Linked DNA regions of Homo sapiens: all the other regions are linked to region 4. Evidence: chromatin loops called from intact Hi-C (ENCODE). Cell type or tissue: mammary epithelial cell. All regions are shown on one strand. Region 1 overlaps IL23R (interleukin 23 receptor). Region 2 has its middle 33 kb from the start of LINC01702. Region 3 has its middle 21 kb from the start of LINC01702. Region 4 overlaps IL12RB2 (interleukin 12 receptor subunit beta 2).

Region 1 (8,000 bases), 110 kb after region 4:
TTGAAAGAAAAGGATTTGAATTTTAGTCTGTCACTTAGCAGCTCTATGACCTTGAAAAGTTTCCTCAACTACTCTAAGTTTCAGTTTCCTCATTATAAAATAGATGCGTAACACTTATCTCATGGGTTGTTTTAAAGATTGAAGAAGATGTCTAGACAAGTCCTAGCACAAGATAGGTAAGTAATTTGTTTTGAAAGAAGTTTTTGGGTCTTGAGCCCTAGCAGCTATTAAAATAAAAATGTGGCCAGGTGCGGTGGCTCACACCTGTAATCCCAGCACTTTGGGAGGCTGAGGTGGGTGGATCACCTGAGGTCAGGAGTTCAAGACCAGTCTGGCTAACATGGTGAAACCCGTCTCTACAAAAATGCAAAAATTAGCTGGGCGTGATGGCGGATGCCTGTAATCCCAGCTACTCAGAAGGCTGAGGCAGCAGAATCGCTTGAACCTGGGAGGCGGAGGTTGCAGTGAGCCGAGATTGCACCATTGCACTCCAGCCTGGGTGACAGAACAAGGCTTCGTCTCAAAAAATAAAATAAAATAAATAAAAATTTTAAAAAATGTATACAATCTATTGCAAAAGCCGGCAAAATCCACCTAAGCCACTTCTTACATTCAGTTTTAAGCAGATCTTTGTACTTTGTCTATTATTTTCCTATGGAAGACATAAGGCATATCTTATTGTCCAGAAACTTAACACCTGATGTGATTTTTTCAGTATGATGGGTTAAAATGGGCAATTACTAAAAGACTACTCAAAAAGCCTAAGTTGTATTTTCTTACCAGAAGTAAGGTGCCCTGTAGAGATGGAAGCAACTGTTAGCCCAGAATTCCATGTGTCATGTTGGAATGCTTTTGATGTGACCTGGGGAACTTAAACCAAAAGGAAAGAGTGTCAGTTTCTTACATTTTGCACTCTGCTTGCCAAATTTCCCAACGGAGTTTCTTCCCTTGTTTAGAGATGACTAAAGTAAACCAATAACTTTAATGGGCTTGAAGGGTGGAATAAAAGCAATAGTCTTCGAGTATGTGTCTTTTCTTCTTCTTTTTATTTAATTGGGTAAATCTCAAAGGAGGAAACACTGCAAGGGCAACTATAATCTACCTAGGTTGTAAAACTTCAAGGTGTGTCCACTAATTTCATGAGGCTTCTAGGCAGCAAATACCAAAGAGCTTTATTTTACTGAGCCAGAAAAAACGCATGATAACTAATCTCTATTTGATTCCTTGCAATTGATGGTGCAATAAGGTTCAGATTTCCTTGAGGGTCCCCAAGATGTGTCACTTTTGCCTTTGCACAATCTTTGGGATGCTGTTCACCTTCTCCTGGCTCCTCATAAGAAACCTAATTTTGGTTAGCAGGCACTTTGGTGTTGTAACACCTGGGTGGGATGTCACCAATGACTTCTCTCTGCTCTTTTCTTTTCCTGGCAGCCTGGTCTAGTTATAAAGGCTGTCAGGAAACTGCTAATGAATGATTCTGACCAGGGTGGGGTGAGCAACCCTGGTACCTAACTTTCAGTCTGAACTCAAAGGGGTCCTGGTGCAGCCTTGCCAGTCTCCTCCTTCCTGATAATTAAAAGCTGACAGAAGTGACTTCAAGGACACAATTCTCCCAACTGGCAGAAGACATTTCTGAAGATGGCTCTAAGCCTTGGATCCCTGAGATTGCTTCAAGCCCTGTGTATTCCGTCACTCTGATTTCAGTGCTCAAATTTTTCTTTTAAAAAAATTACTTTTGGGGGCAGGGAGAAATCACAACTTGAGGCTGAGATATCACAGGCTTGTATAAGGAGTAGTGTGGCCCATGTGACTGTCTTTGAGAAAAGTGTCCTACATTTCCAATGAAAAGGTTTCTACGGGGCTTCAGAAATTTTTGAAAAAGGCTGGTCTGGCCAGACACAGTGGCTCATGCCTGTAATCTCAGCACTTTGGGAAGCCAAGGCAGGTGGATCACTTGAGGCCAGGAGTTGAGACCAGCCTGGGCAACATGGTGAAACCCTGTTTCTACTAAAAATACAAAAATTAGCCAGGTATGGTGGTGCGTGCCTGTAATACCAGCTACTTGGGAGGCTGAGACAGGAGAATCACTTGAACCCGGGAGGTGGAGGCTGCAGTGAGTCTAGATCGTGCCATAGCACTCCGGCCTGGGTGACAGAGGGAGACTCCATTTCACAAAAAAAAAAAAAGAAAAAAGAAAAAAGGCTGCTCTGGGTGCAGGCATAAGCGTGAGGAGGGTAGTTTTCTGAGAACAGTGGGTGAGGGATTTTAGAAGATGAAAACATCAGAAAAGCCAAAAGTTATTTCCCGTGTTTTTTGTCCTGGCTTCTCTACAGCAAGAGGAAAATGTTTCACCCGGAATTGTGACAAATCAGAAATTGTTTTTGGCTTCTCAATGCCTCGCTAAGTCTCTTTTGCTCCATGGGTATATGGTTCCACCAAACTCTGAGGGAACAAGGTTATGCCCTGATGGCCAACAGTCAGGTTTATTCATCTAAAGTGCTATCTTTACAGGCCAATGTTCATTTGCAGGGAGCTCAGGCAGGAGTCTGAATCTCCATTATTTTGAAATTTTAAGAATAAAAATACTGGCCAGTTGCAGTGGCTCATGCCTGTAATCCCAGCACTTTGGGATGCTGAGGAGGGTGTCAGGAGTTCAAGATCAGCCTGGCCAATATGGTGAAACCCCATCTCTACTAAAAATACAAAAATTAGCCAGGCATGGTGGCAGGTGCCTATAGTCCCAGCTACTCGGGAGGCTGAGGCAGGAGAATCACTTGAACCCAGGAGGCAGAGGCTGCAGTGAGCTGAGATCACACCACTGCACTCCAGCCTGGGCAACAGAACAAGACTCCATCTCAAAAAAAAAAAAAAAAAAGAGTAAAAATACTACATTAAAAGGTAACACAATTTTCAATTTAGCAAAATCATGGGCTTATAGCATATGCTGCTGTAGTATTTTTGTTTTCACTTTTATTATTTTAAAATTAGCATTTTTAATTTAAAAGTAATATATGGTGTTGTTGGCTTTTAATACAGGTTAATGTAATTCTGTTGTATAAACTACAGGTAGTTATTGGCAATGAAACTTCATTCAGTTATTAATTTGCATCATATAAAAACAATTTTCATATCTGACTAGGGTTTTATTAGCCCTAACAGGGAATAAATACAATCTTCCTTTAGAGTCTATTTGTTATCATAGTTCCAAATCAAACAGGTGCATTAAATTAAAGTCACTTATAAGAGGTGCTTAATCCTCATAGGGAAATTTCACAAGGAATCAGTTATCTAAAATAAGACAATTTATAAACAAAATTGTCAGAGAAGAAATCAAGCCAATGTTAGACATAGGACTGAAACAAAGCTATGTAGATTACATTCTTCATGGAATACTGCCACCACGTGGCTACGTCATTTCTTTTTAAATTATACTTAACATCTTTGACTGTAAAAGCGATAATTAAAGTACAGAAAAATTTTCAACAGGAGAAATTAAAAGGAGAAAAAAAGAACCATCCCTAATCCCATCCTTTTAATCCACCTGCTATTAGTGCTTTATGGTATTTGCAAGTATTTTAACATACAAAAGCATTAGCAAACACAGAATCTCACACACACACACACACACACACACACACACACACACACACACAGCCTTTATGACTGGAAACTGTTTTTTATATCAGTTCTGTCATCAGTGCATTGCCTAATTTGCTAAAAAAAAAAAAAACCTCATGATATCTTACTGTATTTGGTGTTTGTGGTGTTACGTCCATAATGAGACAGTTCCATCCTTGCAACAGAATATTAACTTATGCCTATTAATCTCACAGGACATACTTGAATATACTAAAAAAAATCCAAATTATCTTTAATTTGGGAAGAATTTTTATATAACTTGTACACACTGGCACCAAACTTTAGTCTTACAAGAAGACAATGTGCCTGTGGGAATTTAGAGTGATCTCAAACGAGAAATATGGTTTCTTATTGTTGGACAAAATTTAAAGCATAACAACTATATTTTTTGGCCTACCAAAACACCAGGCTAGTTTAATCAAATCCACTCAAAAGGACCTGGTTTTAGCAATAACGTATTCCATCTGTATTTTAAGGATGATGCCAAATCATCACCTCAGCTCTTCTTTCTACATCAACCGTACTAGTCTGTTTTCACACTGCTATGAAGACATAATCAAAACCGGATTTTTTTTTTTAAGACAGAATCTCCCTCTGTTGCCCAGGCTGGAGTGCAGTGGCATGATCCTGGCTCACTGCAACTTCTGCCTCCTGGGTTCTAGCAATTCTCCTGTCTCAACCTCCCAAGTAGCTGGGATTACAGGAGCATGCCACCACGCGTGGCTTTTTTTTTTTTTTTTTTTTTTTTGGAATTTTTAGTAGAGACAGGATTTCACCATATTGGTCAGACTGGTCTCGAACTCCTGACCTCAGGTGATCCACCTGCTTCAGCCTCCCAAAATGCTGGGATTACAGGTGTGAGGCACCGCACCTGGACAAAACTGGGAAATTTATAAAGAAGAGAATTTTAATTGACTCACAGTTCCACATGTCTGGGGAGGCCTCAGGAAACTTATAATCATGGTGATCGGGGAAACAGGCATGTCTTACATGACAACAGGCCAGATAAGTGCCAAGCAAAGGGGGAAAAGCCCCTTATAAAACCATCATATCTCATGAGAACTTACTATCACAAGAACAGCATGACTGCAACTGCCCCCACCATTCAATTACCTCCCGCGACTCATGGGGATTATGGGAACTACAATTCAAGATGAGATTTGGGTGGAGACACAGCCAAACCATATCATCAACCATGGGGCAAAGTGTGTTTTGTCATCCTTTTAAAGTGACCATTTAATGAGTATTAATTATGTCACAGGTAACATGCTAAACTTTACATGTTTTCTCTCATTTAATCCTCACAACAACCCAATCACACAGACAATATTATTATCCTCATTATACGGATAAGGAAACAAAAGAGTAGAAAGGATAAATAACTTGCTCAAAGTCACCTAGGTAGAGGGTGAAGAGTGGAAATTCCCATCCAGTTCTGACATGTAGTTTGTGCTGGTCACTGATCTCATTAAATTAATAACCTCACTTCCACAGCAGGATGGCTCAGGGTGGGAGGCAGAGTCAGCCCTGCAAGCAGCCTCTCCCAGGATGAGACTTAGCATTGCTCCACTGAGGACTCGCCATGGTGTGTTGGGGCTGCCTGGCCTTGTGGGGCTCTGGACCCCACAAGCCCTACTGTGCTAACCCATTTAGCACTGATGCTTTAAATCTTCTAGCGTAGAGTTATTTTCTTCTTAAAACCGACTACTTTCCTTTATTACACAAGTAATACATGCTAATTACAGGATGCTTGAAAAGTATAGAAGGGTATGGAGAAGATAATACAATTTTATATTTGTTTGCAAACTAGAAACTATTATTTAAAAAAAATGTTAACAGTCTTTTGTGTATGTTGGTAGCCTAGTGGAGATCATACTCTTTATAAATGTTTTGTCTTGCCTTTTTTATTCAATTTTTTTCTTTTGAGACAGAGTCTCACACCATCACCCAAGCTAGAGTGCAGTGGTGTGATCTTGGCTCACTGTAACCTCTGCCCCCTGGGCTCAAGCTATCCTCCAGCCTCAGCCTCCTGAGTAGCTGGAATTACAGGTGCACACTACCACGCCCAGCTAATTTTTGTACTTTTAGTAGAGATGAGGTCTTGCTGTGTTGGCTAGGCTGGTCTGAAACTCCTGACCTCAGGTGATCTGCCTGCCTCAGCCTCCCAAAGTGCTAGAATTACAGGTGTGAGCCACCACACCCAGCCTTATTCAATATTACTTAATAAAAATTTCCTCATTTTATTAAAAATTGTTCAAAACATCATGCTATGGCTAGTTAATGTTTCATCATGTTTTACTGTATTTATTCAATCTTACCCCTATTGAGAAACTGTATAGCTAGGTGGTTTCAAACACCAACTGCAGACTCAAACGAAACTCAGTCCAAGTCCTGGCTCTACTAGATGGAGTTCCATGGCCCTGGGCAAATTGCTTAACCCCTCAGTGACTCAGTTTCTTCATTTGTAAAATTAGATAAAAGCAGTGAGGTCATGAGGTTTGATGAGACAGTTCATATCAAGCACTTAGTACCATGTTTTACACAAATAAAACCTTAATAAGCACTAATTATTGCTATTGTTGAACTTTTAGACTGGTTCCAAATTCTTACTATTATAATTAGGTTTTGGATGTATATCATTGTACATAAATTTCCTTCCACTGATTATTTCTTAAGGCCAGATCTCTACAAGAGGAATTACTGAGCCAAAGGGTATAGACATCTCTAAGGTTTCTTTATTTACTTTTGCGCTTGCCAATCTTGATGTCAAAGCCACAGTAACCAAGGCCTGCATCATAAAGGCTTTGATTAGAGCAGACACATGGACTTTTCTGGACCTTTCAGGGGTTCTAGATATTCAAGAAAGAGGAGTCATATTAAAGGAGACAAAGGATGTGTTTTTTTTTAAATCATTGGAGATTCGCCCCCACCCTCCCTCCTATTTTTCTCAAAACACAAATACCTCCTTTTGGTTTCTCTCTTTCGCATCTCCTTTTAATAATTCAGCTGTTTCACAGCACTTAAGTGCCATTTCTCCAAGCCAGGCCAGTTTAGCTCTGTGGTCAGAATTCAACATTATCGGGCCAAGGGTAAAGAGTTGAGTATGTCAATTAGCAAGGCAAAACTAATGCCAACATATCAAATAGGCACCAGAAGCCCAGGGCAGGGAAAACGGTGTGTCAGAACAAACTCATTACCACACCTTGAAAAACAAGTCAAGCAATGAATCATTTAGTGGATTATAGTATCAGCGGTGTATATAAGGGTAGCAGGGTACACACAGACATATTCAAGGGTTTATCTTCCTTCTTATATTCCTGGGCTTTAGGTACTTGGTATGTAGGGAGAAGGTAAGAAATCTACATATGGCAGTTACATTGTTAAAAAGAAAGAATAAGAGGAGGAAAAGGCAAAAAGCAGTAGCCACCCAGGAAATTTTCCTAAATGACAAGGACCATACAGAGAAGGTCTGATGTCAAAGTGTAGCAAAACTCTATATGAAAGAATGGACAGCTTCCAAGTCTACACAGTGGCCAACAGATTCCTCAGAAGTACACCCTTGCTCTCCAGGCATAGCATCTTCCAATCTGTATAGTCTAGCAGACATTTGCCATGTTTTATTTGCCCAGCACTAGGATATACTTCTTTGTGGGCATCCTAAAAAAGCTGAGAGGCAGTAGGGCTACAAGCAAATGGCCTAAACCTCACCAACCAGATGCCCCCTCCCCTAACACCCAGGCTGTGAATGTTGAAGGGTTGACATAGGGCTTCCAGAAACCACTTAGAATCCAATGTGGGCACCATAGCTGTATCCAGGGTACAGTGACAGTGGCACCAGGGCAGGCAGTGGCAGTGATCAGCGTCAGCTGCAGGGTCCTCGCCAGACTTTTCCTAGGCTGTGATTTTGGCTGTGGTTCTGGGTCCTGCTCTCACTCGGATCCTGTTCATGCCCATTTTGCCAGGCTTTCTACTGATTTTCAGCTACCTTTCTAATAATTCTCTTTCTGCTTAAGATAACCAGCCTTGATTTATTTTGCTTACACCTAATCATCCTGACTAGTAAAAACTGCAATTGGTGGTAGTGGTTGGGGAGGTAGGGAGATGTAGTAGGACAAATAATGGCATCATAAAGATGTCCGTGTCCTAATCCCTGGAATCTGTGAACAGGTTACTATAATATTACGAAGTACATATTGTGTCTTCATCCTGGTTTTCTGGCATACAAGTCCTAAAATCCTTAGAATGCCCAAAGTGGTAACGGTCATTTTGTATGCTAACGAGCTGACTAGTGGCTGGCCGCCCCTATGTAGTTTCAGGATGGGGGTTGTTCAGAGGAAAGATCAAGGCACGATTAGAAGGTT
Region 2 (8,000 bases), 140 kb before region 4:
TTACACTATGTTGGCCAGGCTGATTTTGAACTTCTAGCCTCAAGGCATCCACCCTGCCATCCACACCTCAGCCTCCCAAAGTGTTGGGATTACAGGCGTGAGCCACCACACCCAACCTAGAGCTGTTTTTCTTATCTTGTAATTGTTTTCAAAATTTCAATGTGAAATCTTCTGATTCATAAATAACGGACTTGGGCATAGTCGTGGTCAATAAGTAACAGTTATTATCATCAAGCAGCAGATCAAGAGCTAGATACCAGAGCCTGGTCTTGGTCTGACAGCCTGGAATGTTCCCCGAGGCAAGGTGCCTTGGTTTGCCTCTGTGCACTCACCCTATGGCCTGTGCAATTTTGATTCTAGCCCTTAAAACAAAGATAGCACTGATTCATTTATGTTTCTAACGTCCCACAAGGTTAGGATGCCTTTGAGGCTGGGATGGGTCTCATTATTTTCTGTATTATAATCCCAGCACCTAGTACAGTGACTGGCACATGTCAATCAAATATTCAATCTATGCCTGTTGGATGAAGACAGAAGTGTTTAAGGGTGTTTATGACTAGGCCTGAACCTTCTAAGAGAAAGACCTTGGCAGATATAAATTCCACTGGAGTTACAAAGAATATGGACACATTGGCCTCTGAAGGTCAAAAAAGGAATTTTTTTTTTTTTTTTTTTTTTTTGAGACAGAGTCTTGCTCTGTCACCAAGGCTGGAGTGCAATGGACCATCTTGGCTCACTGCAACCTCTGCCTGCCCGGTTCAAGTGATTCTCCTGTCTCAGCTTCCGGAGTAGCTGAGATTACAAGCATGCACCAACACACCCGACTACTTTTGTATTTTTAGTAGAAACGGGGTTTCACCATGTTGGTCAGGCTGGTCTCGAACTCCTAACCTCAGGCGATCCACCCACCTCCGCCTCCCAAAGTGCTGGGATTACAGGTGTGAGCCACCACGCCCTGCAAAAGGGATATTTTTTAATATGCCAGGGAATGTCTTCCCCCTTAGGGGATGAACCGTTGGGAGAAACCAAAACCCAGGGCTGTTTCCTACATGCCTGGCAGAAGCCTTGTTTGGGGGTTGAGGGTGGAACAGAGGGAGGCTAGCACTTTTCACAATGTTGAAGCAGACCTGCTGTTCTCAAAAATGAGCTTTTCTAAAGGGCTTATTCACAGATCAACTGGCTACTTTATTTATTTATTTATTTACTTACTTATTTATTTATTTTAGATGGAGTCTCACTCTATTGCCCAGGCTGGAGTGCAGTGGCACCATCTCGGCTCACTGTAACCTCCTACTCCTGGGTTTGAGCGATTCTTCTGCCTTGGCCTCCCTAGTAGCTGGGACTATGGGCACGTGTCATCATGCCCGGCTGATTTTTGTATTTTTAGCGGAGATAGGATTTCACCATGTGCCAGGTTGGTTGGTCTCAAACTCCTGACCTCAAGTGATCTGCCCACCTCAGCCTCTCAAAGTGCTGGGATTACAGGCGTGAGCCACTGCGCCCGGCAGAAACTGGCTACTTTATATGCTTCAGATCAGCATGCCTCAAGATCTTCAGTCACATTGCCAGGGACTGATGGGTTCAAGGTTAATTACATGATTCTATCCAACCAGGATTTATCGTGCCCACCTTGCGGAAGAGTCAATTAACCCCTCTTGAGCTTCTGCTGCCTGTGAGGCACTCGTGGACAGTTCCATCTACAGTGCTAAGCTTAATCCTTCTTAGCCACCCTGTGGGTGCATGCTGTTGCTACCCACTTTTTCAGATGAGGCAACCGAGGCTGGAAGAGCCTGAGAAACTAGCTCTAGGCCTCTCCCCTGAGTGGTAGAGAAACCAGGCTTTGAACCTAGGGCTGTCTGACTGCAGGGCAGTGTGCAAGTCACAGCAGGAGCTAGCACCTTGACTTTGTCCTTTAATAACACCTCTCACAATTGTAATTCATCAATTGTATCATCATGAGTTTATTGTCTGCCTTCCTGGCCACACTGTCTGCTCTAGAACGACCAGAGCCATGCCTGTGTCGTCCACAGCTATGTCCTCAGCACCAGCAAATAATGGGCCTGGCACAAAATGGAAACCTGCTTTCATTCATTAAAAGAATTTTTAAATGAATGAATGAAATTAACAAACAAAAATGACATAGATATCCTGCTCTGTAGCATGTGATGATGGTCACATTCTCAGCTCCTTGCTAACTCTCACCTGGCTTGTTAAAATAATTTCCTTATTGTCTCCACATTTCTGCTAATTTTACCCTCCTGCATAAGGGAATAAGCTTGATCTTTCCTTCTTTTTTTTATCATTAAATTACACTGGAAGGCTTGATCTTTCTTAAAAAGCACACTTGAGCGTGTGTGGTGATTCAGCACTTTGGGAGGCCAAAGTGGGAGGATCCCTTGAGCCCAGGAGTTCAAGACCAGTCTGGGCAACATAGCAAGACTCCATCTCTACCAACAACAACAAAAAATAGTTGGACACAGTGGCACACACTTGTGTTCCCAGCTAATCGGGAGGCTGAAGTGAGAGGATCACTTGAGCCCAGGACGTCAATGCTGCAGTGAGCCATCATCATGCCACTGCGCTCCAGCCTGTGAGTGACAGAGTGAAACCCTGTCTCAACAGAAAAAGGGGAAGAAAAAGCACACTCATAGCACATTGCAGGCCTCCTGAAAGTTGTTACCAGTGCCCCATTCCCTGCAGGACAGAGTCTGAGCTACTGGGAAGGGCTTCTAAGGCTATGTGCTTCCCATCTGCCTCTGGAACCTTAGTTGGCTGCTCTGAGGCCCAGGCCTTGCCCCCGGCAACCTCAAGCACTTTATAACACCAGCCTTTCTGAGCTACCTCACTGGTTCCCAACCTTGCTTTCTTTACCAGAAATCTCCTCCCCACCTCCTATCAAACCCCAACCCCATGCCTTGCTTTGTGTGCCTGATAGACGTTAGCTCACTCTTTTTCCCCAGATGTGGTAAAATTCACAAAACATGGGACGGGTGCAGTGGCTCACACCTGTAATCCCAGCTCAGGAGTTTGAGACCAGCCTGGGCAACATGGCGAAACCATGTCTCTACCAAAAATACAAAGAAATATAGCCAGGTGTGGTGGCATGTGCCTGTCGTCCCAGCTACTCCAGAGGCTGAGGTGGGAGGATCACTCGAACCCGGGAGGCGGAGGTTGCAGTGAGCTGTGATCGCACCACTGCACTCCAGCCTGGGTGACAGAGTGGGACCTTGTCTCAAATTTAAAAATAGACAAATAAATAAATCGAAAAGACCCAAGGCTTCTTGGAAGAGGTAGGAATCAAACTGGTCATTGAAAGTCATGTGGGCATCATTCAAAGAGTGGATTTGAGGAGGCACAGAGAGGACCAAGAAAGCACATTAGAGGCCCAGAGAATGAGGCTTGAGCAAACCCTGTGGGAGAAGGGGTGTTGAGCAGATTCTAGAAGGATGTGGCTGAAGCAGAGGACATGTGGGCACAGTTGGAGATAGGCCTGGAAAAGTAGATTGGGACCAAGTGTGTAATGAATCTGTAGTCAATGAGGAACTATGAAATGTGAAAATTGCGGCTGGGCACGGTGGCTCACACCTGTAATTCTTTCACTCTGGGAGGCCAAGGCAAGAGGATTGCTGGAGGCCAGGAGTTTGAGACCAGTCTGGGCAACATAATGAGACCCTGTCTCTCCAAAGAATTAAAAACTTAGCTGGGCATGGTGGCACACACCTGTAGTCCTAGCTACTTGGGAGACGGAAATGGGAGGATTGGGTAAGCCCAGAGGTTTGAGGCTGCAGTGAGCTATGATCACACCACAGCACCCTGGGACAGAGCAAGATCTTGTCTCTACAAATAAATAAATATGATCTGAAAATTGAGTATGAAATACTCAGAATACTGAGATCATGGTTTAGGAAGATAACTGCAGGGTCTACAGGAGGATGGGTTTAAATGGGGAGAGACTAACTACTAGGTTTGCACACTCAGATGCCTACAGAGGGCAGACAAGGAACAAAATTGCAATAGGTACCTGGTCAACTGAACCACACATACCTTCTCATCAGTGGGCTGCCGCTGCTCAGTTCCAGCCAATGCTGCCATGTAGATTATGAGTCCAGTGTTATCAGATTTTTCCATTTTTCAGGGAAAGCCAAACAATACAGATTTTCATGAGATGCTAACTTGTTTAAAATTTTTATTTTTAATTAATTTAATTTAATTTTAATTTTTTAAATTTATTTATTTTTTCTTGGGAGACGGGGTCTTGCCCTGTCATCCAGGCTGGAGTACAGTGGCGCGATCACAGCTCACTGCAGCCTCAAACTCCCTGGTTCAAAGGATTTTCTCACCTCAGCCTCCCAAGTAGCTGGGACTACAAGCACGTGCCACCACACCTGGCTGATTTTTGTATTTTCAGTAGAGATGGGGTTTCACCATGTTTCCCAGGCTGGTCTCAAACTCCTGGGCTCAAGCTGTCTGCCCACCTCGGCCTCCCAAAGTGCCGGAATTACAGGCAAGAGCCACTGTGCCTCGCCCAGGACTCTAACTTTTAAGTATGAACTTGTAAGTTAAAATGACTCTCAGACCACCTGTGTGGAGTCTCTGAGAAAAGAGTAAACTATTTTAATAGTCCAGGAAGAAGTGACCAAGTCCTTATCTAGGGCAGTGGCAATGGGAACCAAACATGGAAACAGACAGCACAAAACCTGGTGGAAGTAGGATCCACTGAATTTGATGACTAACTGGATGTAGAAAATGAAGAAGAAATGTTGAGAAAGACTCTGATGTTTCCAGTCTATATGCCTTAGAGGAAGCTGATGCCCCAGGCAGCTTCATAAAATGGAACAAGAATAGATGTTGAATCAGAGAGAACTAGCTCAAACGCAGCTCTACCACTTACTAGCTATGTGACCTTGAACATGTTACCTAACGTCTCTGAGCCTTGGCTTCTTCGTCCATTATATGAGGTTAATCTGAATGCATCCCTCTTGAGTCATTTATACAGATCAAATGGGGTCATGCACCTAGTGTGCTTAGCACAGAGTGTGGCACATAGTAAGAGCTCAAAGGTTTGTTGTTGAAATTTATTGGCAACATTCCTTTACTCTACGTTCAGCAAGAGCCTCCACTGTTTTCTTTTCTTTTTTTTTTTTTTTTTTTTTTTTTTTTGAGATGGAGTCTCGCTCTGTCACCCAGGCTGCAGTGCAGTGGCACAATCTTAGCTCACTGCAACCTCTGCCTTCCGGGTTCAAGTGATTCTCGTGCCTCAGCCTCCCGAGTAGCTGGGATTACAGACACAAGGCACTGTGCCAGCCTCTTTTTTTTTCTTTTTTAAGAAAAACTCTCACTCCATCACCCAGGCTGGAGTGTAGTGGCATAATCTCGGCTCACTGCAACCTCTGCCTCCAGGTTCAAGCGATCCTCCCACCTCAGCCTCCAGAGTAGCTGGGACTACAGGCACACACCACCACACCCGGCTGTATTTTTTGGTATTTTTGGTAGAGGCAGGGTTTCGCCATGTTGCCCACGCTGGTCTCGAACTCCTAACGTTAAGTGATCCACCCACCTCAGCCTCCCAAAATGCTGGTATTACAGGCATAAGCCATTGTGCCCAGCTTAGGTCATGTCATTTTTGGGTTGGATTTTCTGACATGTGTCACCAAAAGATTCCTAACTGATTTGATTACAACTACTATTACCATGACTTTTCCACTTTGATTCCAAATGATGTCATAGGCTTTGTAGAGTTTAAAGCTGGCAGCCCCTGGGAAGGCTATCTCTAGTGGTGGTACCTCGAAGACGAGGTCCTGTTCTTGGATACCTCTAAGATGAGAGGATGAACAGAACACGTATTTGTGAAAGGTCCAAGGTACTCTGTGAAGGTGCAGTGAACCTGTCAAAGCTCAGCACACCTTACATCAGTTCAGCATACTTTCAGCCCCATTTTGCTTGTTAGAGAATGACTGTATCAAGGAACCAGTGGTGTGAACTGGATTAGTTCACTTATTAAAAACATGTTTTTATGTTTACATTAACTGCCTTCCTCACTAAACTGTCCGCTTTGCATATATGGACTTTCTCATCTTTACAGACTTTGCAGACAGAGAGAGCCTTTGAGATCATCTAGGCCAAAGTTATCCAACGTATAGTAAAGGGGTCACTCTTTTCAAAGTTGAGAAGTGGAGTCAGGCACTGTAGCTCACACCTGTAATCTTAGCACTTTGGGAGGCCGAGGCAGAAGGATTGCTTGAGAACAGGAGTTTGAGATCAGCCCGTGCAACATAGTGAGAACTCATCTCGATTTTGTTTGTTTGTTTGTTTGTTTTTGAGACACAGTTTCACTCTGTTGCCCAAGCTGGAGTGCAGTGGCGTGATCTTGGCACACCTCTGCCTCCCGGGTTCAAGTGATTCTCCTGCCTCAGCCTCCCAAGTAGCTGGGATTACAGGCAGCCACCACCATGCCCAGCTAATTTTTGTATTTTTAGTAGAGACAAGGTTTCACCATGTTGGGCAGACTGGTCTTGAACTCTTGACCTCAGGTAATCTGACTGCCTCGGCCTCCCAAAGTGCTGGGATTACAGGCATGAGCCACCGTGTCTGGCCCCATCTCTATTTTTAAAAAAAGAAAAAGAAAAAGAACTTGGAAGCAGGAGGAAGGAGTGGAGGATAGAAACTGCAATACAGATTCGTGGACCTTACCTTGACCTACTGGATCAGGATCTCAGGGATGGGCCTAGGAATAGTAGTAGCTTCACGGGGTTGGGTAAGTCAGTTGATGTCTTTAAACCTGAGTTACTATGTGTATAAAATGGGGGCAATAATTCTTCTTAAGTTTGTTGGGAAGATCAAAGCCAATGATGTAAGTAAAGTGTCCAACCAAGCCTGGTATAAAAATGGCTTCTGAATTAAAGTATGTAATTCAAGCTATACCCTGACTTCAGGGAGAACCCTGCCCAGGGAGTGTATATCCCCACCTTCACTGCCATCTGAGGTATGAGTGGGGTACAGTAGCTTACCTGTGACAATGACAGCAACACATTTGTTGAATGTTTATGTGATAGGTACTTAGCTCTAGCACTTAACTAACATTGACTTATTAAATTCTCACAATAATCCTATGAGGTAGATTGTTTTTTAAAGGCCTGCTTTACAGATAAAAAACTCAGGTACAGAGCAGTTAAGTAATATGCCCAAAGTTATAGCTTCCAAGTATCAGAGCTAGGACTCTAACCTAAGCAGTCTGGCTCCAGAAAACCTAAAGAATTTGTAACAGTAAGCTTTACCAAGGCCTGCTTGTCCTAAAATAAAAGGGTAGGGTCCCCAAGTCCCAAAGTGTCCTCCTTTCTTTCTCTTTTTTGAGACAGAGTCTTGCTCTGTCACCCAGGTTGGTGAGCAGTGGCGCCATCTCAGCTCACTGCAATCTCTGCCTCCCAGGTTCAAGCAATTCTTCTGGCTCGGCCTCCCCAGCAGCAGGGATTACAGGCATGTGCCACCATGTCTGGCTAATTTTTGTACTTTTAATAGAGACAGGATTTCACCATGTTGCCTAGGCTGGTCTCAAACTCCTGACCTCAAGTGATCTGCCCACCTCAGCCTCCAAAAGTGCTGGGATAACAGGCGTGAGCCACCATGCCCAGCCGTGTCCTCCTTTCTTGATGAACACGTGCTAGCCTGCCTCAGAGATACAGCTGAAGGATGAGACCCAAAATGAATTGCAGATCCCGACAAAATGAGTTCTCAAACTCTCACCAGGGGCATGTTGGGATCAAACAAAGGGAAGCACCAGGAAGCACCGGGCCTGGGGCAGAAGGATTCTTTCTGGGGAAAGCAGTCTAGATGGGGACCTGGAGACTCCCCCAGAGCATGGTTAGTTTATTTCAGTTTGCCTGGGCTGACTTCAGCTTTACACAATTCATTTTCCTCTGCTTGGAATTCTCCCTTGGCTTCTCTATCCCTTATAGTCCAATCCTTCAAATCCAATCCTTAACATCCTCAGAGAGGCCCTCTCT
Region 3 (8,000 bases), 150 kb before region 4:
TAATAAGCTATGTGAATCTCCAACTTACCCAAAAACTCCCAGTTTTCCCAAGTAGGCCACGTCCTTGCACAATTGAAGGGGGTTGCTATGACCCCATGTGTTCTATGCAAATGGAAACCTCTCAAATGTAAGGTGAATTGGCAACTTTTTTGGGGGGAGCGGGGATGGGATGGGGTCTGTTACCCAGGCTGGAGTGCAATGGCGTGGTGGTAGTTCACCACCATCTTGAATTCCTGGGCTCAGGGAATTCTCCAATCTCAGCCCCCAGCTACACATGTAGCTGGGACCACATGTGTGCGCCACCGTGCCCAGCTAATTTTTTGTAGAGATAGGGTCTCGTCATCTTGTCAAGGCTTGTCTCTAACTCCTGGGCTCAAGCAATCCTCCCAAAGTGCTAGGATTACAGGAGTAAGCCACCACGCCTGGCCTGAATTGGCAACTTTTTGGCTGTGTTGATTTGTTATCCCACGGGCAGTTTTTTGTTTGTTTGTTTTTGAGACGGAGTCTCGCTCTGTCGCCCAGGCTGGAGTGCAGTGGCGCGATCTCGGCTCACTGCAAGCTCCGCCTCCTGGGTTCACGCCATTCTCCTGCCTCAGCCTCCCAAGGAGCTGGGACTACAGGCGCCCGCCACTATGCCTGGCTAATTTTTTGTATTTTTTTAGTAGAGACGGGGTTACACCGTGTTAGCCAGGATGGTCTCGATTTCCTGACCTCGTGATCTGCCCGCCTCGGCCTCCCAAAGTGCTGGGATTACAAGCGTGAGTCACTGCGCCCCCATGGGCAGTTTTTGAGAATTGTCCCCATTGTTTCATATTTTGCTACTCTTGGAATTTTCAGACTTTTTAATTTTGGTGAATCTGATGGGCATATAGTTGTGTTACCTTGTGGTTTTTAGTCACACTTCTGTGGTTACAAGTAAGGTTAAGCACATTTTCATATGTTTCTTGGCCTTTTGAATTATTTTTCTCCCCTTTTTAACATTGTTTTGAGATTATGTCTTAGTTTCTGTAATCTAAACTGTGTAGATAAGATCTTACATATTTAATACAGCATATTACCCCAGTAAAGATCAGAGAAAAAAGTTTACTGTTTCTAAGCCTATGTTAAATTCTGAATAATGCCAGGTTAACATAGCATAGGTGAATTCTTTTTCCAAAGTTGACAGCACAACTAAAACTAACATTTTTATATTTACCTATAAAAATACAACCAACCTCATTCTTTAACCTACAGAAATCTGATTTCCTCATCAACTTTCTTCTTAATGTGTTTTCTAAAAAGTTTGCACTAATTTGCTGTAATCAAATTGTCTCTCATACTGTTCATTCTTTTTGACTGCTCCATAGCATTTGACCATTTATGTCTCCTCTCTTCTTTAAATAAGCTCTCTTTTCTCTTAGTACCCGTGATTTTTTCTCTTAGTACCCGTGATTTTTTCTCTTAGTACCCATGATTTTTTCTGTTAGTTTTCCTCCTGATTCCCTGGAGAAACATTCTTTGTCTTTTTCTATGGTTCTGCTCTCTGACATCCAATGAATGTTGGTGTTTTCCAGTTCTCCATCTTTAGATCCTGTAATAGATAACATTTAGGGTATTTTCCTGGCCTGCAGGCCAACTCTTAATCCCTCTTCCTGGGAATATCCTTCTCCTTCTCCCATATCCACGAGAATGAGCCTTTAACAGGTTATGTTGGCACTGCCTTCCTGGCCTTAGCAGATTGACCCAGGGTGGACAACTGACCAAAGATGGGCCAGTCAGATTCTTGCTCCTTAAAATTAGGAACTACGACCCAACATCTTGTTAAGCTCTTTGGGTGGAACTATGGCATGAGAAGCTAGGAGCCAGAGGCAGCCTCATTCTATCAAGTTAGGCTAAGAAGTGAAGGAAGCTGTCAGGGAGAGAACAGAACAATGCATACAAGTGTAGAGAAGCAGAGACAGGAGACAGTGAGAATCCCTGGCACAACGTTTCAGTTGCCCGGCCTTTTAATGGCCCATGACATTCCCACCCTTGGCCTCCAAAAGACAGTCACAGCTCCATCCTCATTTCAAGTTTCCCATTGTGTTCAGGCTCACTCAACATGGGACTGCTACTTGCAAATTTAAGTCCCAACTGACCTCTTCTCTTCTACTCACTATCCCTGGATGATTTCATTCACATGAGAGCTTATTCCAGAACCCTAACTTACCCAGTTAAAGGACACCATTGCTTTGTATTTCTTGAGAAGAGAGCTCAACAGCTCAAGAAAAATCCCAGCTAATGCACCTGGTTGGACCTTGCCTTATCTCATCTCGGACTTGAGGCTTTTCTGCCGTGGCTTTCTGACCAAGAAATCATGAGTTCTGTCTTTCCTCTTTGGCCCTGCCATCTTCCCCCAGCTTGGTAAGCTTAGTTTAGTTCCCCAAACTGATGCCTCTGATCCAGAATTTTCTCTTAGCCTGGCTAGTTTGACTCAGCACCTGCCTCAGCAAGAAGAGCCATGTTCTCAGCTATGGCCCTCACTGGCTGTTCACTCATATTGGCACCTGTCAGCACATGTTCTCAGAACCCAGTTCCTTAACACTTCTTAGGACAAAGCCCACTCCAGAAATAGCAGACTCATGGCAAGGCTGCCATTTCCTTCTATTACAGTGACAGAAATATTAATGAATTGATCATATCACCATTTCTTGCTGATGCTGGACAGGACAACATCTCAGAATCTTTCAGCACCAACAAAGTATCAATCAGAGTTGAGTCCTGTTAGTGTGAGAGAACAATGACATTATTGGAAAGGAAGAGACATTTAGAGAACTATTGGGGGAAATGTGTTGAATTCCACTTTTAGCATGTAGACTTGAAAAAGCACAATTTTCTTTTTTCTTTTTTTGAGAGAGCATCTTGCTCTGCTGTCCAGGCTAGCATGCAGTGGCACAACCATGGCTCACTGCAGCCTTGACCTCCTGGGCTCAAGTGATCCTTCCACCTCAGACTCTGAGTAGCTGGGACTACAGGTGCGTGCCACCACACTTGGCTAATTTTTTGTATTTTTTGTACAGACAGGGTTTTGCCATGTTGCCCAGCCTGAATTCCTTGGCACAAGCAATCCACCCACCCACCCACCTCAGCCTCCTAAAGAACTGGGATTATAGGCATGAGCCACCATGCCCAGCTGAGAAGGAATAATTTTCAAATGTAGCAGTCTCATAGGCAGCTGGAACACCAGGACTGAAAAGGAATGGGGCTGAGGGGTCGACACCTTCCTTCCCACATTGAGATCTTTCTGCAGACCAGGCTTGCTTCTTTCAGCTGTTGAAGACAGCTTCTTTCAGTTGGTCAATGACCTCTGTGTCTCTGCAGGAACTATTTGCTCTTTGCATAATGTAGTGGTTAAAAACTCAAGTATTAGAGCCAGGCTTCCTGGGTTTGAATCCCAACTCTAACATTTACCAAATGTAGGATTTCAGGTGATTTACTTAGCACCCCACCTGCCTTGTACCATGATTTCTTCATTTGCAAACTGGGATAGTAATTATCTGTATCTCATTGGGTTATTGTGAGGATTCAATGAGTTCATATGTGTAAAGGCTTAGAACAGTTCTCAGTAAATGTCAGTCACCATTATTATCTCATAAGGAGATTATAATATAAGCTTCTTGAAGACCCAGTTGGTGTTCTTCATCTTTTCCTGGCACAGAGATGGTGCTGAATAATAATGAACAGCACAGGCTTTGCAGTCCCAGAGGTCAAATCTCAAATCAGTATTCTACTCAGTAGCTGGGTGAGAATAAGTGTCCTCCTTGTAAAACTGAGATAATAGGCTGGGCATGGTGGCTCACGCCTGTAATCCCAGCACTTTAGCAGGCTGAGGCAGTTGGATCACGAGGTCAGGAGTTCGAGACCAGCCTGGTCAACATGGTGAAACCCTGTCTGTACTAAAAATACAAAAAATTAGCCGGGCGTGGTGACCGGCACCTGTAGTCCCAGCTACTCAGGAGGCTGAGATAGAAAAATCGTTTGAACCCGGGAGGCAGAGGTTGCAGTGAGCCAAGCTCGAGCCACTGCACTCCAACCTGGGCGACAGAGCTAGGCTTCGTCTAAAAACAAACAAAAAAAACACCTGAGATAATAATACCTACTTTGTAGAATTGCTGTATTGAATGAGATAATGTATGTAAATCTCCAGGGACACAGCAAACCTTAAAAAATGCAAACTCTTATTATCCGGGCTAGGTATAGTGTTGTGGGTGTGGAACCAGACTGCTTGGTTTTGAATTCCCGTTCTGCTATACAGTTGCTCTGGGATCTTGGCAAGTTACTTAAGTTCCTTGGACCTCTGTTTTTCTCTCTGTAAAGTGGGAATAATGGTAATAGGGTTGTGGTGTGGCTCAAATAAGAAAATGCATATATTGGCCCAGAGCTTGAGCCAATGCCAGCTTCTTATGATTTGCTTTATAAATCGATGAAGTGTTGAGAAGGTGTTTTAAAATGCACTTGCTAAAGAACAAAATCCATGAGCTCCATAACTGCAAAGACCCATCCTGAAGTCAGATTCTTATTGAGCCAAACCTCGAAAGCAAAGATAGCTCTGAAAGGCAGTAGCCAGGGAACTAAGCCCCTTCTCTAGGTAAGACGTGGGGACAATTAGCACCTAGAATCATAGGCTGCTAGAGCCAGAAGGATCTTTGTGGCTAGTTCATTGTGGGTTGTTTCCTCCTGAGTAATTGAAACCCAGGGAGGTCAGGGGACCCCACCCTAGTTGTGGACTGAGCCAGGACCAAGATTCAGGTCAGTTTAGTGGTTTCGTCACTGCAGCACGATGCTTCCCCATTCCGCAGCCCCCACCTGTGAAAATGAAGCTTGTAGATGCTGCCTATCGCCTGTTCCAAGGCGCCAGGCAGCCGCGAACTTCAAACTCCCCCTGGGCTAAAAGTTCAGCCAGAGCAGTAGATTCAAGCAAGAATGGTGTGGGATCCACTCTTGGCCTGTAGAGGGCGCTCTGAGCACAGGCCAGGGAGCTCGAGCCTGGGACGCGCCACGGCTACGTGGCCTCCAGGGCGAGTGAGGATGGCTGGCTGATTGCTTTTCGCGGGGCATGGGGAAAAGCCTTCAGCCCTTACGCCATCCAGCAGGTGAATGCACTTATGTCCAACAGTAGGTATCACACTTTTTGGTCTCGTGACTCTTTTATACTCTTATTATTGAGGATCCCAAAGAGCTATTGTTTATATGGGTTATATAGATATTTACCATATTAGAAATTAATAATGAGAAATGTTTAAAACATATACCCATTTAAAAATAGCAACAATAAATAATTAAATATTAGCATAAATAGTATTTTTGCAAAAAAAAAAATTTCCAAAACCCCCCAAAAATGCATTTTTTACAAATCCCTTTAATGTGTGTCTTAATAGAAAAGACCTAAGCCAGGGGCGGTGGCTCACGCCTGTAATCCGAGCACTTTCGGAGGCCAAGGCAGGTGGATCACGAGGTCAGGAGTTCGAGATCAGCCTGACCAATATGGTGAAACCCCGTCTTTACTAAAAATACAAAAATTGGCGTGGCGGCACGTGCCTGTAATCCCAGCTACTCAGAAGGCTGAGGCAGGAGAATCGCTTGAACCCGGGAGGCGGAGCTTGCAGTGAGCCGAGATGGCACCACAGCACTCCAGCCTGGGCGACAGAGTGAGACTCCATCTCAAAAAAAAGAAAAAAAGAAAGAAAGAAAAGACCTGAATTTTCCTTTTGCAGTGAGTCCCTATCAATTTCACAAGTCAGGTAACCTCTGAAAAACTCCACTATGTACTCTGAGAGAGTAAGAGTAAAAAATAGTTAAATCTTGAGAATTCCCTGAAAGTATCTCAAGGACACCACTCCGGGACATACTTGAAGAACTGCTGTGTACGAGAACGTCTATCTAGGCTAGGCGTGATGCCTCACACCTCTAATCCCAGCACTTTGGTAGACCTTGGCAGGAGGATCCCTTAAGCCTGGGAAATTGAGGCTGCAGTGAGCCATGATCATACCACTGCACTTCAGCCTGGGAGTCAGAGTGAGACTCTCTCAGCAACAACAAAAAACCTTTCAGCCAGGGATGGTGGCTTACCCCTGTAATCCCAGCACTTTGGGAGGCTGAGGCAGGCGGATCACTGGAGATCAGGAGTTCAAGACCAGCCTGGCCAACATGGTGAAACCCTGTCTCTACTAAAAATACAAAAATTAGCTGGGCTTGGTGGCAGGCGCCTGTAATCCCAGCTACCCAGGAGGATGAGGCAGGAGAATTGCTTGAATCTGGGAGGCAGAGGTTGCAGTAAGCCAAGATCGCACCACTGCACTCCAGCCTAGGCAACAGAGCAAGACTCTGTCTCAAAAAAATAAAAATAAAAATAAATAACTTTTATCTTAGTGTGATTTATAGAAGGGAGACTCTCCCCCGCTCCCTTCTCACTGCCACCAGCCTGCTTCAGACTTGGATTACATCGGTCAGACTTCAGAAAAAGCCTCAGAACTGGTTTCCTTGCCCCTGTCATCTCACCACCTCAATTTGCGAAGATACTATAATTTTTATAAAATACTGCATGATTAAGTTACTGTCCTCCTCAAAACCCTCAAATGATTCTTCAGTGCCTGGTCAATGAGGCTGACATGCCTGAAGGTCAGGCTCCATGATCTGATTGTAGCCCAAACTTCCAGGCTTCATTCACACTCAGGCCCATACGGGGGCCTCATGGGCCTGATGGGTTTGGTTCCACTTGTCCCTTCACTCGCAACACCTTCTGTCCCATCTCCTCCCATTCTCCTTTTGCTTTCAGACTCATGCCCCTTGCTGGAGATTTTTTATTTTATTTTATTTTATTTTATTTTATTGCCAGAGTCTTGCTCTTTTGCCCAGGCTGGAGTGCAGTGGCATGATCTTGGCTCACCGCAACCTCCACCCCCCAGGTGCAAGCGATTCTTCTGTCTCAGCCTCCCGCATAGCTAGGATTGCAGGTGTGCACCACCACACCTGGCTAATTTTTGTATTTTTAGTAGAGACAGGGTTTAACCATGTTGGCCAGGCTGTTCTCGAACTCCTGACCTCAAATGATCCACCCACCTCGGCCTCCCAAAGTGTTGGGATTACAAGCATGAGCCACAGCGCCCAGCCTGGAGATCTTTTACACGATTCTCAAACGGGGTTTGCCCTCCTACACAAAACCTGGTGTTCTGATGTGGTGCTTTTCATCCAGCTGTTGCCAGATAGGTCCCCAAAAAAGTTGCTTTGTCAGTTTCTTATTCCCACTGTAACAAAATGCCACAAACTTAATGGCTTTACATCACAAATTCATCTTATCGTTCTGGAGGTCAGAAGATGGATATGGTTCTTGGGGGCCACAGTCAAGCTGTTGGCAGAGCTATATTTCATATGGAAGCTCTAGGGGAGAATCAATTTCCTTGTCTCTTCTGGCTTCTAGAGTCCTCCTGCATTTCTTAGCATATGGCCCCTTCCTCCATCTGCAAAGTGCATCACTCCAACCTCTGCTTCCCTTCCATCCTCACCTCTCCCTCTTTCTCTGACTCAGCTGCCTTCCTCTTATAAGGACCCCTGTGATTACACTGGACCCACCTTACTAATCCAGGGTAATCTCCCCATCTCAAGGTCCTCAACTTAATTACATCTTCAAAGTCCATTTGCTATGTATTATAACATATCAGAGGCTCCAGGAATTAGGATGTGGAACTGGGTGGTGGACAGAGTGGAGGGACATTATTCAGTCTAACACAGTCATTAATGCCAAAAGATGAAAGTCAAAATCCACCCACCATGAGCTGTACAAGTTTAGCAGTCAGACATATGTCCCTACGTGGAGATAATATTCATCCAATTGCTTTGAAGATTAAATGAGATAATCTACATGAAGCATGATGACAGCTGCACAGTGATCACTTGCCAAGTGCCTGTGACTATTATTATTAGCCATTATTATGGCATTTACCACCAGGTGACTTAGGGTCCTCTTCACAACACCCATCATACTT
Region 4 (8,000 bases):
TATTTAGTTTCAAAATGACCTATGAGACAGGCAATATAATTCCTATTTTAGAGAGGAGGACATTGAAGCTCAGAGGTGTTCATTTACTTGTCCAAGGCTACTCATAGGCTGATTGGAAAAGAAAAAAAAAGCCTCTGAAAGCTGTTGACTCCAAAGCCTGAACTCCTAGCTACTCATTTTAGGTCCTGGGTTGGGCCTGCAGGAGATAAGAGATGAGTAAGACACAGTTTTCCACAGGCAATGTTAAAGAAAAATTAGAACTTACCTGCCTCACACAGGTTCATTATGTTAATACGAGTGGGCAGAGAACTGCCTTTTGAATTTGCTGCAGACACAGCCACAGCCCAATTTCCGGTTCTAGGAATGACTGTGGTCCAGGAGGTGTGTCCTGTGATGTTCTGTGTCATGGCTTTCCCTCCTGTCAGCTCCTGCAAGGTCACCTGATAGTGGAGAATTTTTCCTCTTGCCTCTGAGACACTCAGATTCTGCAACAAGACACATTTATTCACTATTTACTCCCAGACAAGATCACTGATGCTCTGTGCCTGGACCTCATGGGTACAGATGTACTAGGCAGCTACAGCTGAGTGACCTTTTTGTTCATATCATCTCATGTTCCCTGCTACACACTTTTATGCAATACCCACCTTCCCCTCCCTGCCATTTAGGAAATAAAAAATCAGTTAACGTTTTTAAAAGATAATTCTTAAGAACGCATTGATTTTCTTTTTTGCTTTAAAATGAAACTTACTAATAGTAGACAACTTGGTCACATCCAATAGAACAAGTATAGAATCTCAACTCAGAAGATCTGGATTTGAGTTCCAGCTCTACTGTTTACACAGCCCAAGGGCAAGGCACTCAGCCCCTCTGAGTCTCCATTTCTAAATTTGTAAATCACACACACACATATAACCTTTTCTACAGAAGGTGCACTGCTGCTCAAGACATCAAACAGAAGATTTTCAAGAGCTAAACTAGTAAAATCTTCATTTAGTGAATTGAATTAGCCATCTGTGCTAGGAAACTAAGACACTGTTCATAAACGTGTAACTAACAACTTTTGGAACTGCAAAAATTCCAATTGAGATCATTTGGGAGCAATCCCAGAAAGTAAGCAGAGAACTAATTATTTGTATTATAACCCTGTTTTGACAAGGACCATGGGAAACAGAAGCATAGAATATGGAGAGTTGTCAAGTCTAGCATTGGCGGTGCCCATCCATGCCTCATGCAAGGTGAGGAAGGCTTGCTCACCAGATTCAAGTGCTACAGTTTTCTTGGCAAGGCTGTCCCTTCCATGGGTGGGGGGCCTCCGGCTGTGTTTGCTGAAAGACACACTGTAGTCAGCAAATGCCCCTTGCCTGGGTTCCCTGCTCACCAAGCACTCTTCTAATAATTTGGTTTCCTCTGTCGATTATCTGTCAGGAAAGGCTGGGCTAACATGAACATCTGGTTCACTTATAATTTTTATTTTTCACTTTAAGTGAATAAATTGGCCTTCTGATTATAATTTGGCTTCTGAAACAATTAGCATACTGGGAGAGAATGTTCCTATCTGCTGACTCAAGCCTTCTGGTTGGCCCCACAGCTGCATTTCTTGCTGAAATTAATCCATGAGCATCTAGTTTTTATATCTCCATTTCTGGAAGCTTGATTAATGCAGGTCCATTCTGGTGACCCTTCTGGATCCAAAAGGCCCAAAACTAGATCTTAAACCATAGTCAGTGCACGAGGTGGATGTCATGTTGCTGTGGGCCCTTTTGTGTGGACATTCTGCCTTTCCCTAAAGTCAGCATTTCAAATGTCTGTCGCAGCCGATCTCATAGGCCTGTTGTATGGATTAGAATAAGCAAGTGCTTTTTAGAGTAGGATGTTCTAAACTGTTATTATTAAATATGCCCTTTGTCAGAGGAGAAAAACAATAAAGCAGACACTGGCAAGGGAAGACCATCCCCTCAGCTATCTCTCACTCCGTTGTTCCCTATGTGTCTCTTCTGCAAGTCCAGAGATAGGACTGTTACCTCCACTCACACCCCAAGTTTTCCAACCCTAAGGTACTTCCCAAGAGTTAACTGAGCTCACAAAACTCTTATTTCTGGCCAGGGACCCAAGAGGCTTCAGTCCAACGCTAACATTGCAAACCAGTCTTATTATCTCCCTCCCACTGTCCTTCATAGACATCCCAGAAATCTCATTTGATATAATAGTAAAGTGCTAAAGGAAGGGGTGAAATGTTATCTTGGATCCAATGGCTGTGCATAGTGACTGCTGTGAAAATCTAGCTGATCACAGCAGTCTAGTAAATAGGGGTGTGGCTCTGACGGATCATAAAGATTTCCAGAGGGCATGGACCCAGACTCTTACATTTTCCCCTTCGCATCCCATATTTTAGAGTTGAAAATATCAATGAAAAGGTGGGAGTGGGATGGAAGTAGGTGGACAAGTAAATATGGTATCCCATGGGTTAGGCTGATATAAGATGTCAAACTCAATTTTTGGAATAACGATTATCCTTTCTTAGGTAATTGGTCTCCTTAATCAAATTGAAAAACAAGCCTAACTCGTCTGACAGGGTCGATGGAACAAAAACTTCAATGAGCTAATAGGAAAACAGATATTTAGCCACTTAGTCTCCTGAAGCAACTGAAAACAGTATAATCAGTTCAGGGTTTTTTTTTTTTTAATTTTTTAAGGCAACATAAAGTTTGCAAATGGTGTATGTAGTCCATTACTCCTGGATTATGCCTTGTCCTGATGGAAGGGAATATCATCAAGGAACCACCAAACTGGAAGTGAATCTACAGATTAACAGTTAATTCAATGATTCATTTTATAAGTGGGAAAACAGGGGCCCAGGGACATGACGTGACTTGCTTAAGGCCATTCAATGGACAGATGAAGAAGGTAGGCGCAGAGCCCAGAGCTCTCGACTTCTAGGCCAATGTTCCCTCTGTTATGACGTGCTGCTCCCTATATAGACAAGCCTGAGACAATGAACTGGTAGGTGTGGGCAGCCGTGTTTCATAGTTGAAATCCTCAGTCACCCTTCTAGCCCAAAATTGCAAAGCAACTTCTCTAATTGTGAGGTTTGGTACATTCTCACATGCAGCACGAACAGGCAGCATGAGTTCATCAGTTTGGGGAGGGTGGAGACCGAGAATCCCTTTTTTTCCAGAGTTAGCAGGTTCTGAGTCACAGGAGACAAGCTGTGAGCTCAGAAGGACTGCAAACCGGAGGAGCCCGCCGACTCTTCCCAGATCAACCTATTTGTATGCTGGTGCTGCTGGTTTGGGTGAATGATAAAGGAAAGACCAACATTTATTGGGCTATACCATGAGCCAGGAGTTTTATGTCTAATGTCCCATTTAGCCCTTGTAACTCTCCATTCTGATTTTGAGGATGTTGAAGCTTGGGGACATTAAGGAACGGTTTCAAATAGTCCCCACAGAAAAGTAATGTGAGATTTTTGAGTGCCCTCTGGTGGATGTGAGAGCGGTGCGCAGTATCCAGAATGTGTCTTGCATCCCTGGGAGTGTCTCCAAGACCTGCCACCTCTTTTTCCTTCTCTGACAGTGCTAAGAATGGGTCTCAGGCCAGTGTTCCTACTGTCATTGTCACCTTCTCCTATTGGTAAGAATATGCTATAAAGGAACCACAGTCCCATTGCCTCTCTCCTTCCATTTTCTTTCTGCTCTGACCTGTGGGAAATGATTTAAATTTATTATGGAAAGCCTTTCTGACTTGGCTTTGTCTGAGAACTGAAGAGTGAACAGCTCTCTCAGTAAACCTACTGTAAGAGTTCTGCTGCCTGAAAAAGCTTTCAGCATTAAAAATGTGGTAAATGTAATCCATGACAGGACAAAATCTGACACATTTCAGAATGCAATGCATCTGTTTTTATTTTTAATTAAAGATCTATTGGAGGAGGGGTGTCTCCATGAATTGATAAATCATGTCTTCTTAAGATTTAAAAAACTTACTGAACTTCTCATAAAGTAATGCTCTACTTCTGAACTTCCCCTGATGCAAATAATAAAGAAAAAATCTGTTAGCGCTTAGCCTGTATCAAAGAAGAGGGTCTATAATCTAGACCTTAGAAAGCTGGAGGAATCTGAACACTATTAATCACAGCTTTTATTTCTTTTGATTTTGGCTTTGGAATACTGCTGACTTTGATTTTTTTCTTATTAGAGCAGATCCTTTGCTTCCTTGCTCTACCACATAGCAGCTGTATGACCTTGGGCAAATTATTTTCCCTTTTTGAGCCTCAGTGCCCTTATTTATAAAATAAGGATACTGTCATGTACAGTGTAGGCTTATTGGAGCATTCAATGAGTTAAGGGAGGTAAACTGTTTTAAAGAGTGCTTGGCACATGTTAAGACTCTTGGTGACTTCCCTTCTCTCAGTTACTCTAAAGTAATATAAAAATATCATGATTGTCAGTTTTGCTAATACACTTACATGACTCTTCTACCAGTCTATGAAGAGCTAGGTCATCTTGACTCTTGGCTTACTCTTCTGTTCTATATGGAAGTCTCACCAATGCCATTCAGTTGGTTACAAAATACATGTAATTTGTAAGTTTTTGTGAGCATCTTGATTTTAAAACTCATGACTGCCTTTTGCAACCCCAGTCCAAATGAAGTGATTCAAAAGACAACCCTTGGCCGTGCGCGGTGGCTCACACCTGTAATCCCAGCACTTTGGGAGGCTGAGGTGGGCAAATCACTTGAAGTCAAGAGTTTGAGACCAGCTCAGCCAACATGGTGAAACCACTTTCTACTAAAAATACAAAAATTAGCTGGGCATAATGGTGCATGCCTGTAATCACAGCTACTTGAGAGGCTGAGGTGGGAGAATTGCTTGAACCCAGGAGGCAGAGGTTGCAGTGAGCTAATATCGCACCACTGCACTCCAACCTGGGTGACAGAGTGAGAACCTGTCGAAAAAAAAAAAAAAAAAAAAAAAAAAATAGACAACCCTCACCTGGACATTTTAGAAAACACTCCATTGAAACTATCTAAGGATCTATTTTCCCACTAGCACCTTCAATGTCATGCACAATGTTTGCCTCATAACAATAACTTAACACTTTTCACAACGATTTCATTAATCTTCACAACTTCATGTGATCTGCACTTTACTCATGAATAAAATAAGGAACAGAGAGTTTAAGCACTTTGCCCAAGAACATCCAGCCAATAAGTAGTGAAGCTGGAACTCAAACCCAGGTGGCACAGCTCTACCAAGAGGTGAACTCTTAACTGCTGGACCATGCTAGCACTTCCTAGATACTCCCCAGTGTTCTGCTATACTGAACTGACTTAACTGATAGTCAAACCTCTTGGTGGTGACCGTGGCATAATGATTTCTATCTTGTTTGGCAGCTAGAAAAACAGAAAAATAAGAGAAACTTTCATGAAAGCAAAACTTTAAAATGCCCTTTCCATCTCCTCTTTCTATCTTCTGTTAATTCTTGGCTACCTACTCTCTTATTTTTTTGCACTGGCCACATTCTGCTATCCAATCAAAATTCCCTACTTTCAGCTGGCATAACATGTGTGACTAGTAAGCAAGGAAAAGCAGCCCTTTCTTTCCAAAAATATCTTTGGAAATGCTGTGCCTGCCTGTGATGGGCCAGGATTGGGAAGGGGGAGATAGAGTTGAATATTGCAACGAAACAATCTAAATTGTGCCATCTGCTGCTTTTGTATTTAAATATTGATTCTGAGATCGGATAGCTCCTATAATTATATAAATGCCCCAAGGTCCTGGCAGCCAATCCTCACTAGGGATTTACAATAGACCTTTGTCCTACATCAATATAAATCAGGTCCCAAATAATACTTTCTACTTTTAACAAGCTTTTTCATATGAGGAGGCCAAAGAATTCATCACTTCAGTGCAGTGTGATATAGGTTGGAATATTCTGCATATGAGAGAGAGATACAAGGAGAAAGAGACAAAGTGAATGTACTGAATAAGCTGTTCCTTTCACAACAGTCTCTCTCAGGCTGTGCCGTAAATTGGTATACGGGGCTTGCTATCTTCTCGTTCTTTCCATCTTCTGTGGTTTGAGGGTAGCTGTTTGTCAAAATGAATTACTTCGTATAACAAATAAAAAACACTAAATCTTTTCCCCACTTTTGGAACTAAGAGTTTTCTTTCTTTTTTTCTTTTTGAAATGGAGTCTCACACTGTCGTCCAGGCTGGAGTGCAGTGGCGTGATCTCGGCTCACTGCAACTCTGCTTCCTGGGTTCAAGTGATTCTCCTGCCTCAGCCTCTTGAGTAGCTGGAATTACAGCCGTATGCCACCATGCCTGGCTAACATTTTTGTATTTTTAGTAGAGACAGGGTTTGGCTGCTCTTGAACTCCTGACCTCAGGTGATCCTCCCACCTCGGCCTCCCAAAGTGCTTAGATTACAGGCATGAGCCACCATGCCCAGTCCGAATTTTCTTAACTCTCTCTGTATTGCTCTGAAAACACAGAAGCTGTGCTGTTGAATATGGGAGGGAGCCCCTAGCTGTAGGAAGTCATGGAGCCCTTGAAACATGGCTAGTCCGAGCCAAGATGTGCTACTGTCTGGAGGGTGAAGTCTTAACCAATGTGCCCATACTGGCACTTAGTAGACTCACCAGTTTTTGAAAACTTGGTAGGATAAAAAGGTTATAAAATATCCAAATAATTTTAAAAATTGATTACATGGTAAAATGACAATGTTCTGGATCTACTGGGTTAGATAAAATGTATTATTAGGCCGAGAGCCGTTGCTCATGCCTGTAATCCCAGCACTTTGGGAGGCTGAGGCAGGAGGATCACTTGAGATCAGGAGTTTGAGACCAGTCTGGCCAACATGGCAAAATCTTGTCTCTACTAAAAATACAAAAATTAGCCAGGCATGGTGGCACACACCTGTAATCTGACCTACCTGGGAGGCTGAGGCATGAGAATCACTTGAACTTAGGAGGCGGAGGTTGCAGTGAGCCAAGATCACGCCACTGCACTCCAGCCTGGGCCACAGAGGGAGACTCTATCTCAAAAAAGAAAAAAAATTATTAAAATTAATTTCACCTGTTTCTTTTTACATTTTAAAATTTGGCTACATAACAATTTTTAATCATGCATGTGGCTCCCATTTGTGGCTTGCTTATATTTCCGTGGAACAGTGCTTCACTAAAGTAATCCTTTCCATGCCAAATCCATAGAGGTGTCCCTCTCTGCTTGCCCACCACTCCCCTGCTCCACTAGGCGAGCTCAACCATCATCCTTCCACCTGAACCTGGAACTGCTCCCTAACACCCAAATGTCCTCAGCATCCTGCTCCTACTCCTGTCCTCTTGCTGGACTGTGAGCTCCAGGACATGAGGACTGGATTTGTCTTGTTCACTTTCATATCCCAGCTATGCAGTACAGTGTCTAATACTAAAGAGGAGCTTTCATATGTTTGTTTGAGCAAATGAATGAGCTTAACATGAATATTTCTCTTCCAGACTCATGGCCTCAAACAAATTTCAAAAGTTTGTGATTTGCTATGATCAAGATAATGAGAGGATGCTAAAGAAATTAAGAGAGGAAACTAGAACGGTTGATGTGGCTTTACCTGGTTCTCATATCTTTTTCATATATATATGAAAGGTGGTTTTCTTCTTAAAAGATACATGCTGTTTTAACTAGAAAAGAAGTATATTGGAATCATGGATTGAGATACTTAATTAAGGAAAGAATACAATATAAAACAGTACAGAAGGAGAAGAGAAAGGAAGTTTGAGGGAGAGGATTGCTAAAAGCCCCCTTTTGTAAAGGGGCCTAATCCAACCCTGGGGCTATTCGTAATCAAGCAACATTTTTTACTTTTATTGCATTTGTGGTTTTAACAATACCCAGGTGTTTTTCTTTCATTTCATAGATTAGGCTGTACTTTTTGGCTTCAACATTGAAAGTATTTTTCCTCTTAAAAATAGCTATGGGCCAGGTGTGGTAGCTCACACCTGTA

Evidence for each region. A loop is a pair of places that touch in the nucleus more often than their neighbours do. Peaks named below come from ENCODE experiments on the same cell type or tissue, not always from the same donor. Only the 100,000 strongest peaks of a DNase experiment are listed, where the experiment ranks them.
Region 1: a loop joins it to region 4, with 9 times the contacts of the local background. A loop is called at or near these places in 18 of 110 quality-filtered maps.
Region 2: it touches region 4 in a loop (14-fold over the local background); 55 of 110 quality-filtered maps call a loop at or near these places.
Region 3: a loop joins it to region 4, with 9 times the contacts of the local background. A loop is called at or near these places in 99 of 110 quality-filtered maps.

The regions. Positions count from the first base shown.
Region 1 is chr1:67,229,583-67,237,582 of GRCh38, reverse strand. IL23R (interleukin 23 receptor) reads right to left here. Exons shown (of 11, transcript NM_144701.3): 8 at 781-870. Among named protein-coding and RNA genes, the nearest start is that of IL23R, 67 kb to the right of the region's middle. In mammary epithelial cell, a CTCF peak has its summit at 3,427 (motif pointing left); a DNase peak (open chromatin) is centred at 6,812.
Region 2 is chr1:67,485,838-67,493,837 of GRCh38, reverse strand. No RefSeq gene overlaps it. Among named protein-coding and RNA genes, the nearest start is that of LINC01702, 33 kb to the left of the region's middle. In mammary epithelial cell, a CTCF peak has its summit at 3,968 (motif pointing right); no DNase peak of the experiment used is centred here.
Region 3 is chr1:67,497,599-67,505,598 of GRCh38, reverse strand. No RefSeq gene overlaps it. Among named protein-coding and RNA genes, the nearest start is that of LINC01702, 21 kb to the left of the region's middle. RefSeq lists an enhancer at 4,810-5,313. In mammary epithelial cell, a CTCF peak has its summit at 4,969 (motif pointing right); a DNase peak (open chromatin) is centred at 4,988.
Region 4 is chr1:67,343,355-67,351,354 of GRCh38, reverse strand. IL12RB2 (interleukin 12 receptor subunit beta 2) reads right to left here. Exons shown (of 17, transcript NM_001374259.2): 10 at 266-485. Among named protein-coding and RNA genes, the nearest start is that of IL12RB2, 39 kb to the right of the region's middle. In mammary epithelial cell, a CTCF peak has its summit at 3,490 (motif pointing left); DNase peaks (open chromatin) are centred at 344 and 2,984; H3K27ac peaks cover 1,395 bases.